2 separate regions of the Homo sapiens genome follow, and region 2 is linked to region 1. A link is an interaction called in ENCODE POLR2A ChIA-PET data of the cell type or tissue named here. Cell type or tissue: OCI-LY7. All regions are shown on one strand. Each heading gives the region's core, and the rest is flanking DNA. Links, peaks and the distances in the headings are about the cores only.

Region 1 (4,386 bases), core at 143-4,142:
TTATCTTTGTGGAGCTTATTCTCTCCCAAGTTCTCAGTGCTTTGTGATCTAGCCCACGCCTACCCTGCCAGCCTCAAATTCTCCCACTCCCCACCCACTAAACCACTCAAAATTCCTGAATGTTCTTTCCCACTTCTGTGACTTTGCACTTGCTGGTGTCTCATCCTGGAATGCCTTCATTCCACCTTGTCCACCTGCTGAAGGCCTTAGAGCCCAGCGGAGTCTCCTCCTTGTGAAGCCTTTGCCCCCAGCTTTCCCTGGGAGAGAGTTGGTCACTCCTTCTGGGCTTCCCCCACACTTTGTACCCACTTTAGCTCAAGTGCTTCTCATGTGACATTGGAATTATTTGTCCATAAGCCTTTCACTTCTATAAGAGCATGGGTTTCCCAGGGTGCTGCGTCCCCAGCACCTGGCAGAGGCCAGGCATATCAAAGTGGCCCAACAAGTGTTTGTTGAATGAATGAATGAATGAATGAATGAATGAATGAATGAAAATATCTTTGGGAAAGGAGAGAGTTATGCCAGAAAAAAGGTGGGAAACCTCAAACCTGAGAAGAAGGATGTCTGCCATCTTAGGGATCTAAATGCTTAAAAGATGCAAGGGATTTTATTTACAGGCTTAAAACTCCTGTTGAAAATTATTTGTTGAGCGTGAACAATAATACAGTCTCTCCCTCTCTGAAACGCCATGGTGAGGGCTCCTTTGTCTGATAAAGGGCTGTCGGGAGTGACTGATGGGCTCCCGCCGGACAGCTGAAACCTCTACTCCTGACAGCACGAGTGATAGCCGAGTGGAAGCTGACCCCAGCTGACACAGTCATCTTAAAATATCTCCAGAAGACCAACAATGAAGGAGTCTGTGATGTCAGGGCTCAGCTGGAGACCAGACCAAAAGGACCCCAAGAAATTAGCCCTGGGTGAATTGTATTCCAGGAAGCAGCTTAATATCCAGTCAGAATGAATGAAAGACCATCATCAGCAATATCAAGAAGCGTTTATTCAGCATGTATTGGCATGTGGTACTAGATTCAGTTCAGATCCAGATCCAGAGAATAACATAGACCCAACCGTTCTCCAATGGCACCTTGCAACACACAAAGAAATGTAAGGATTCAGCCATTGCTATGGGCCTTTCTCGGTTACAAAGAGCTTTCAGCAGCACAGGGAAGGAAATAGAACAGGTTTGAATATTATTTCCACTTCAGAGGTGAGGAAACCGAGGCCACTGGAGACCTCCCAGCACAGACTCAAGCCCATGTCCAGGGCTCATGCCCCACCAACATGCCTGTTCAGGAAGGGACTCTAAAGACATGGAAAGGACAGTTTCTGCCTTTGGAAACCTATAGTTTCACAAGGAGCCCACAGATGTCAGGAAAGCAGAGCCACATTGGTATGTGCAGCAAAGAAACCAGTGTGCAGGAAAGGCATGTGCTTGTGGTTAGCAGAAGGCAGGGTGGTCAGGGACACCTTCGCACCTCCCCTCACTATGCCTCATTGCCCTCGGTGTAAACCAGGAATATTGCTTCCTTGCCAAGGAATAGCCAGAGAGGTCACAGTGGAGGCAGGAGTCCTCGGTCTAGTGGCTCCTGCCTCGCCACAGGCGTGCCGCAGAGCTGCAGGCAGACTGGAACCAGAGAGAGCAATCCTGTCACCAGATCCCGGCCTCACCATCCCCACCGCAGAAGGCCTGAGTTCCCCGGGTGCCCTCTGCCCCAGCACCTCTTCCACAGGCAGTTGGCTTCCTGGAACCTCAGCGCAAAGATCTCTGCAGAGCCCCAGAATGGATCCACAGGGTTTCTCAGGGAAAGGGCAGACAGGCTGAAGCCTGAGAGTGCAGGGAACCCCCACCAGGCTAGTAAAGGTCACAAGGACAGAGAGGCGGCCTGCTCCAACAGACAGACAGAGCAACCGGGGAGAGGGTCCCTAAAGACTCGCAGATGGAAAGGTCTGTCCTCAGCAGTGCACTTGACTACAAGACCGTCCTTCTCTGACTAGGACTTACGCTGAGGCTTTAATTATAGCTTGTCACTCATGCACCATCCCCGGGAGATGGCTGAGCAGGACGGCAAAGGAAATGAAACTCTCGCTTCAGATGGCTCATTCTGTCTGTCAGGAAATTTCAAACTCACAAACAGTAATATCCTGAATTGTGGCAGAGCAGTGCCTCCTGAGCGCTCAGCCTGCTCCCCGACCCAGCCCCTGCCTCCCGGTCCAGGCCCCACCAATGAGTCACTCCTTGCTGGGGTGGGACAGCTGCTGCCAGAGGCCATTCCTCACCCGATCCCAGCCAGGCAAAGTGACTGACGCAAGGTCACCCAGCAGACAGTTGGTGGAGCAGGGAGAGCTGTGAGCATTGCATTGCTGTGAGCATAGCATTGTAGGTTCTTTTCTGACACTTCAGCATCCCAGAAGGGTAGGCCGCAGCCATGATAATAGGAACAGTTTGTGATCCTCTCTGTCTGCCAGGAGCTAAGGCTCTGTGTAAACCACCTCACTTAATCCTCTCGGCAGCCCTCATGAATTGGTTTGTAATTAGTATCCTCACTTTTCATGAAGAAAATCCAAGACTAGAGAGCTTGTTCAAGGTCACACGGCTAGAACCAGGTCTTGAACCCAGGTTGCCCAACACCGGAGCCTGTGCTCCTAAGCCCATACTTGTCCTTATACTTGGACCCGGATAAGTAGGTGGCAAACCTGGAGTTCTAGCCATTCCCTTCTGCCAAGGGGCACAGATTGTTTCTGGAAGCATTCAACAAAGGGCATCCCCCACATGACAGAGACAGACTGTCCTTGAGCTCGGCTGTGAGTGTCAGGGGTAGAGGGGTGGTGTCCTTGCATCTGGTCCTCAAGGTTGGCCTGTTGCGGTGCTGTTGGCAGGGAGGGGAGCTGTGGCTCAGGCCTGGCTCCCGGCAGCTCAGCCATGAGATCTGTGCTCTCACTGGGCAGCTTCACATCTCTCAGTCCCTGGGTCTTAAGTGGGACATTTAGAATGGACTGGGGTTAGGCTTAAAACAGGACATCAGAAACTTGGGGCCAGTGTGACCCAGAGGAGCACGAGGCATGCCACACAGACCCCTTCCCAGCAGCAGGGCCCAGAGACCACTAGCCTCTCTGCTGGCAGTCTCCCTGGGCCACCTAGGAATAAGCTGCTTTGGATTACCTAAGTCGCCAAGGTTTCCACCTGGTTTGGGAAAAGAGAGGAATTTCAGCCTTAAGACACTCCAGGGCAAGAAAAATCAAGTACAGTGCCAATGGGGAAGGGCAAGCTGCGATCACACCACTGCACTCCAGCATGGGCAACAGAGTGAGACCGTCAAAAAAACAAAACAAAAAAAAAACGCCAGGCACAGTGGCTCACGCCTGTAATCCCAGCACTTTGGGAGGCCAAGGCGGGCAGATCACCAGAAGTTGGGAGTTCAAGACCAGCCTGACCAACATGGAGAAACCCCATCTCTACTAAAAATACAAAATTAGCCATGCGTGGTGGTGCATGCCTGTAATCCCAGCTACTTGGGAGGCTGAGGCAGAAGAATCGCTTGAACCGAGGAGGCAGAGGTTGCAGTGAGCTGAGATCACGCCATTGCACTCCAGCCTGGGAAACAAGAGCGAAACTCCATCTCAGCGACAACAACAAGAACAAAAAACCTCCAGCAAGTTAGGCTCCTGAGGGCAGGACTTGGTAAGAATAGAATGCTCTGAGTATTTCAAAATGTTTTATTTTCCCCTCCCCACCACTAGATTTTTCTGTGCGATTCACTGTGATGACCAGGTGGGCCATGGGGACCTGGTGACTGGGTCCCCCCTGAGGCTCTTCTCTCTCAGGTTTGCCCATGCAGAGCCTCCAGGAATTTGTCAATTACAGGGCATGTTTTTACCCCAGAACTGGTTGCCACAGAAGTTTCTGCTCCAGTAAGTTGTGATTCTCTGTATCCACCTGTCTTTACAATTTGGGGTGCAGTGGTTTGCCCGGTGACCTCAATTCTGTGGTGGATCTAAGAAGACTTGCTTTTCAGTTTGTCCAGTTTTGTACTTGTGGTTAGGATGGAGTGGCGGCTTCTGAGCGCCTTCGTGGCATGTGTCTGTGGAAAGGCCTTGTGTGATGTATTGAGTCCAGTGGACTCGGTTCATTCATTCAGTGCCCTCTTTGTGCTGGCATTGACTCAAGGTCTGCGTTCTTCGTCTTGCTATTCCTCACCTCCCAGAAGGAAAGGTGTTACAGACGTCACTTTACAGACAAGAAAAACTGGGGACCAGAGAAGTTAGGCCATGCAGCTGTGAGGGTGAAGGTTTGCACGACTCCAAAGCCCACATGTCCCTATGCTGATCACGTGCTGCCGCTCACTCTTAACGGTTTTGTCCCTCTCCCTGCAAATGCCCTCTGATCAG
Region 2 (4,386 bases), core at 172-4,171, 190 kb before region 1:
CCAGGGTTCCTGGCCTCCCAGAGCTTTCAGTTTAGTCCGTAGTGTGATGTAACATGCCAGCTGGGTTCTCTTAGGTAAGTTCAGGGTCCTAGATGGGGTTAGGTGAAAATCCAGTTCTCTTTCCAGAGTGGACCATTGTTGGGTGGCAGAGGGTGGGGCGGTGGGCAACTGTTTAAGAAAGACATTGACCAACAGGAATCTGGGAGAGAATGGTGAGAATGGGGTAGAAACTCAATATGATTGAGTCCAAGAGGTCTTGAGGGGAGTGGAGAGCTGTGATGTGGTCATTCATTGCAGCCTTTGGGTACTTGAAGAGTTTCCATTGGAAAAGAGTTCTGTGTAGCCTCAATGTTGGGCACACTTGAGTTAGAACAAGGAAGAATCGCCTAGTCCAACAGTGGCAATAAGAGGACAGCCATTGCCCCTCTGCCAGATTCTCAGAACCCAAGGTTCTGTGCCTCCAGTGGGCTCATTCTAAAGCTGGGACTGTGTGAGGGGGTGGGCATGCTGCGTGCCCACCGTGAGGGGCACACCCGCCTCTTCACTGCCTTGCAGGGCTGTATCCCCAGGCCCTGTAACCTTGCAGCGATGGAGGGCAAAGGAGGGGGTGGGATAAAGAGTCAGCCCACCCTTTGCCATCTTTCAGAGACCAGCCCCGGAGCTGTCTGCACATTTTATTTTCTCGTTAAATAAACACCATTAGCCTTCCTGAGAAATTGGTGCAAACATGACCTCGCAAATAACCAATTAAAAGGGTAGGGTTGAAGGGGAATGTGAATTTGAAAACATGTAGAGGAGGCCATTAAGGATTCCTGTAGAATCTGGCAACATCGATCCAAGACCTTAATTTTATTTCTGACAGGAAAGCAAGGAGTGTGCTTTCATTTTTTTCCCCCGAGTTAACTCAATTCCGGAAGCGCCCATTCCGGCGCTGTCTCTTGAGATATTAATCAACACAGTAGCTTGGTTTCTGTTCACCTGCTCTTCTTTGGAGACACGGAGTAATACAAAGCCCTCAACTTCCTAGCAACAGGGCTGGGGGACAGGGTGCCCGGGGCAAGAGGGAGCTTGCAAAGCCAGGGGGAGTTTGGTACCCAGGATGAGCTGCACTTTTTTAGCCAAAATACAAATCTTAAACTTCTTTCCTTTGGAATAAAAGCCCTGGCACCAAAAGGGTGGTGACCTAATAGGTCTTCCTGCCTCCCCCTGCTGTGGCCCACGGAAGCAGAAAGGGAGTGGGCTCAGGGTCAGCAACTTCACTGACCCAGAAGTGGTTTTTTTGTAGAGAGGGACAATGAATCTTTTGTTTGGTCCTGTTCCCATAGAGGCCCAGGCTCTGACTCTCACAACATGGTTTAAGATCTCGGTGAGGGCAGAGTGTGGAGATCTGAAGAGAAAGGAGCTTTTAGCATGGCAGCTTGATTAAAAGCACCCCCTTTCTTAGCATCACGGCACTGCCAGTGGCCGGAGAGGGCTGGGCCAGGGGTCGCCGCAAGCCCTGGGTGGCTGCCTCCCCGTTGGGACTTAAGGTTCCTAGAGGGGTCCCGGTTATTATGCACCTCTGGACTTCAGCCTCTGTTTTCAGTTTGTGGATCAGAGGGTGTACGCTATCCCATCTGTATCTGTATATCAGCATGGTATGCTGCAAAGAGCTTGAGTTTTAGAGTTGGTCATACTCGGTTTCAGATCCCAGCTTTCCCTTGGGCGTGATCTCAGGCAAGTTACAAGATGTTTTACTCCCTTGTGAAGGTAACACACCCGCTCTGTAAGAGTTAAATGATTCCGCTTGCGAGGTGCCCACTCCCCACTCCCCGCAAGTGGAGAGTGCGGGGCAGCCTGGTTTCTTCCCCCTTCCTCCTTAAGTGAAACCACCTGCTTAACTTCTTTAGGCAAACAAACTAAAATCTGTGTTTGAGTTTTGGGGACCCTAGTCTTGAAAAATAAAACCCTTTCGTGGTTGTTTTTTCCTCTGCTTTGCACACACACATATGCTTGCATGTGCATGGAATATCTTTGAAAGGATGCCTGCAAAATCGGTAACAAGGAGTTAGAACTGCATATTGGTTAAGATCACATGCTCTGAAGTGAGACAAATCTAAGCTCTGGGACTTAATAGCTGTGTGACCTTGGGCAACTTACTTATCTTCTCTGCAACTCAGATTCCTTATCTGTAAAATAGGACATTGGGTTAGCCTGAAGCTTACGTCATTTAATGAGTATAAAGGGTTTGGAACAGTCTCTGCCCATACTAAACACTCAAATATGTTTTATGCACACGTGCATATCATATGCAGATGTACATACATTAAAAACATACATACATAAAAAAGTGTTTGCTCCTTTTTTATGGGGAAGAGAATTAAGCAACCTGAGATACAGAGACGGAGGGAATCTTTTTATTATATACTCATTTACTTTTTGAATTTTTTTTTTTTTTTTGAGACGGAGTCTGGCTCTGTTGCCCAGGCTGGAGTGCAGTGGCGCAATCTTGGCTCGCTGCAATACTTTTTGAATTTTTGTACCTTATGCACTTATTACCTATTCATTTACTTCTTTAGTGTGAGCTTTTAAAATTTATTCCAATTTGAATTGTCAATGCAGTGATAGAACAACGTGAAAGAGACTTTTTGAAAGAAAGAAAATTTACCAGCCGGGCACAGTGGCTCACGGCTGTAATCCCAGCACTTTCGGAGGCCAAGGTGGGCAGATCACTTGAGGTCAGGAGTTCAAGACCAGCCTAGCCAACAGGGTGAAACCCCATCTCTACTGAAAATACAAAAATTAGCCAGGAACGGTGGCACGTGCCTGTAATCCCAGCTACTCAGGAGGCTGAGGCAGGAAAATTGCTTGAACCTGGAGACAGAGGTTGCTTTTTGTTTCCATAAACAGATGATCTGATGGATAGATGAGGATTTTCTTAGTAGTTTCTGCTCTTCCCAGACAACGTGCTATTATTAGAATAGCCAGACTGGCCCTGGTCTGAAAAGAAGCCTGGTTTGCGCCAGTTCATCCAAGACCAGAGGGGAGGAGGGCCAGAACAGGGAGGTCCTCCATCCCAGGAGCTCAAAGTGCTTCGTAATTCAAGTTTAAAAAAAGTTAAAAGCATTTTTCTACCCCAAGTTATGACTAGTAAACACGTGGGGACCTTACACAGCGTGGCAAATGCAGAATCTTCCTCTGCATTCCCATTGTTTATGGCTTAGGAGTCAAGGCAACACCCGGTTAATGATGCTTGTGAAGTGTCTGGGCCATGTGGCAAAGGGATAAGAGCTTAGGTCCAGATTCCCACTGCAGGACTCACTTTCCAGAGCAACCACTAATCAATTGCTGTGTGACCCTGGACAAGTTACTAAATCTCTCTGAACCTCAGTTTTCTCATCTATTAAATGGTGTTAATGTTATTAACTCATGGACTTGGGAAGTTTAAGTGAGATAGTTTATCTGTGTGAAACATCTGATGCTTGGAAGGCTATCTGTAAATGTTAACTTTGTCATTATCATATTAATTATTGTTATTTTACTACTAAGAATACTGTGACTGTCATTACTTCGGGAATGGAGGCTCAGGCTTGCTGATTGGAGAGAATGTTAACACCCTAGATGGCTGCTGGCAGATGCTGTCAAGTTTTCCACCTTGAAGGGTGTTGTGGGCTGAATTTTGTCCTCCAAAAGCATAAGTTGAAGTCCTGACCCCTAAAAGATACCCCCAAAAGAAGTCCTAACCCCAAAAAGATAAGTTGAAATACCTCAGAATGTGACCTTATTTAGAAAGAGGGTCTTTGGAGGTGTAATCGGGTTAAGAGGAGGTCTTAGTGGAGTGAACTGATCTCACCATAGTCCTTATAAGAAGGAACATGTGAAGAGAGAGACACAGGGAGATGGCCACATGACCTCAGAGGCAGGGACAGGGGCAGTGCGGCTGCAAGCCAAGGATTGCTGACCACACCAGAAGCTAAGAGAAGAGCCTGAAACAGATTTTCCCCTGAGCCTTCAAGAGGGCATGGCCTTGCCAACACCTGGATTTCAGATTTCTAGCTTTCAAAACTGAGACAGAATAAGTTTCTGTTGTTTTAAGCTCCCCCCTCCCATTTGTGGTAGCTTGTTATGGCAGCCCTAGGAAAATAATAGGGCAAAGCAGAGTTTCCTGCCCAGTATGTCCCCTTGCTCACTACTGGCCTGCAGTCCTGGTGGTCAGACTTATCCTTCTCGCTCTGTGCCTTGCTAGTCACAACCCCCCTAAGCAAAATGATGTGCAAGAGAAGTTAGAGAAAAGACCTTTCATGCAACTGAGAACACAGCCCCCGAAGCCTGACTTGGTTCACACCTTGCCCAAGTCTAATTTGCCAAAGACCTTGAAAGTGACCTTAGGATGTTAAAGATACATTT

The links. ChIA-PET counts read pairs that join two places held together with the same protein. Peaks named below come from ENCODE experiments on the same cell type or tissue, not always from the same donor. Only the 100,000 strongest peaks of a DNase experiment are listed, where the experiment ranks them.
Region 2: POLR2A ChIA-PET joins it to region 1 with 7 read pairs; 1 of 35 experiments calls an interaction of 5 or more read pairs at or near these places.

What each region holds. Positions count from the first base shown.
Region 1 is chr17:57,722,064-57,726,449 of GRCh38, forward strand. No RefSeq gene overlaps it. Among named protein-coding and RNA genes, the nearest start is that of CCDC182, 21 kb to the right of the region's middle. In OCI-LY7, for the core only: no CTCF peak of the experiment used is centred there; a DNase peak (open chromatin) is centred at 2,048.
Region 2 is chr17:57,536,762-57,541,147 of GRCh38, forward strand. The region is part of intron 7 of MSI2 (musashi RNA binding protein 2); the gene reads left to right. Among named protein-coding and RNA genes, the nearest start is that of MSI2-AS1, 69 kb to the right of the region's middle. In OCI-LY7, for the core only: no CTCF peak of the experiment used is centred there; no DNase peak of the experiment used is centred there; H3K27ac peaks cover 485 bases.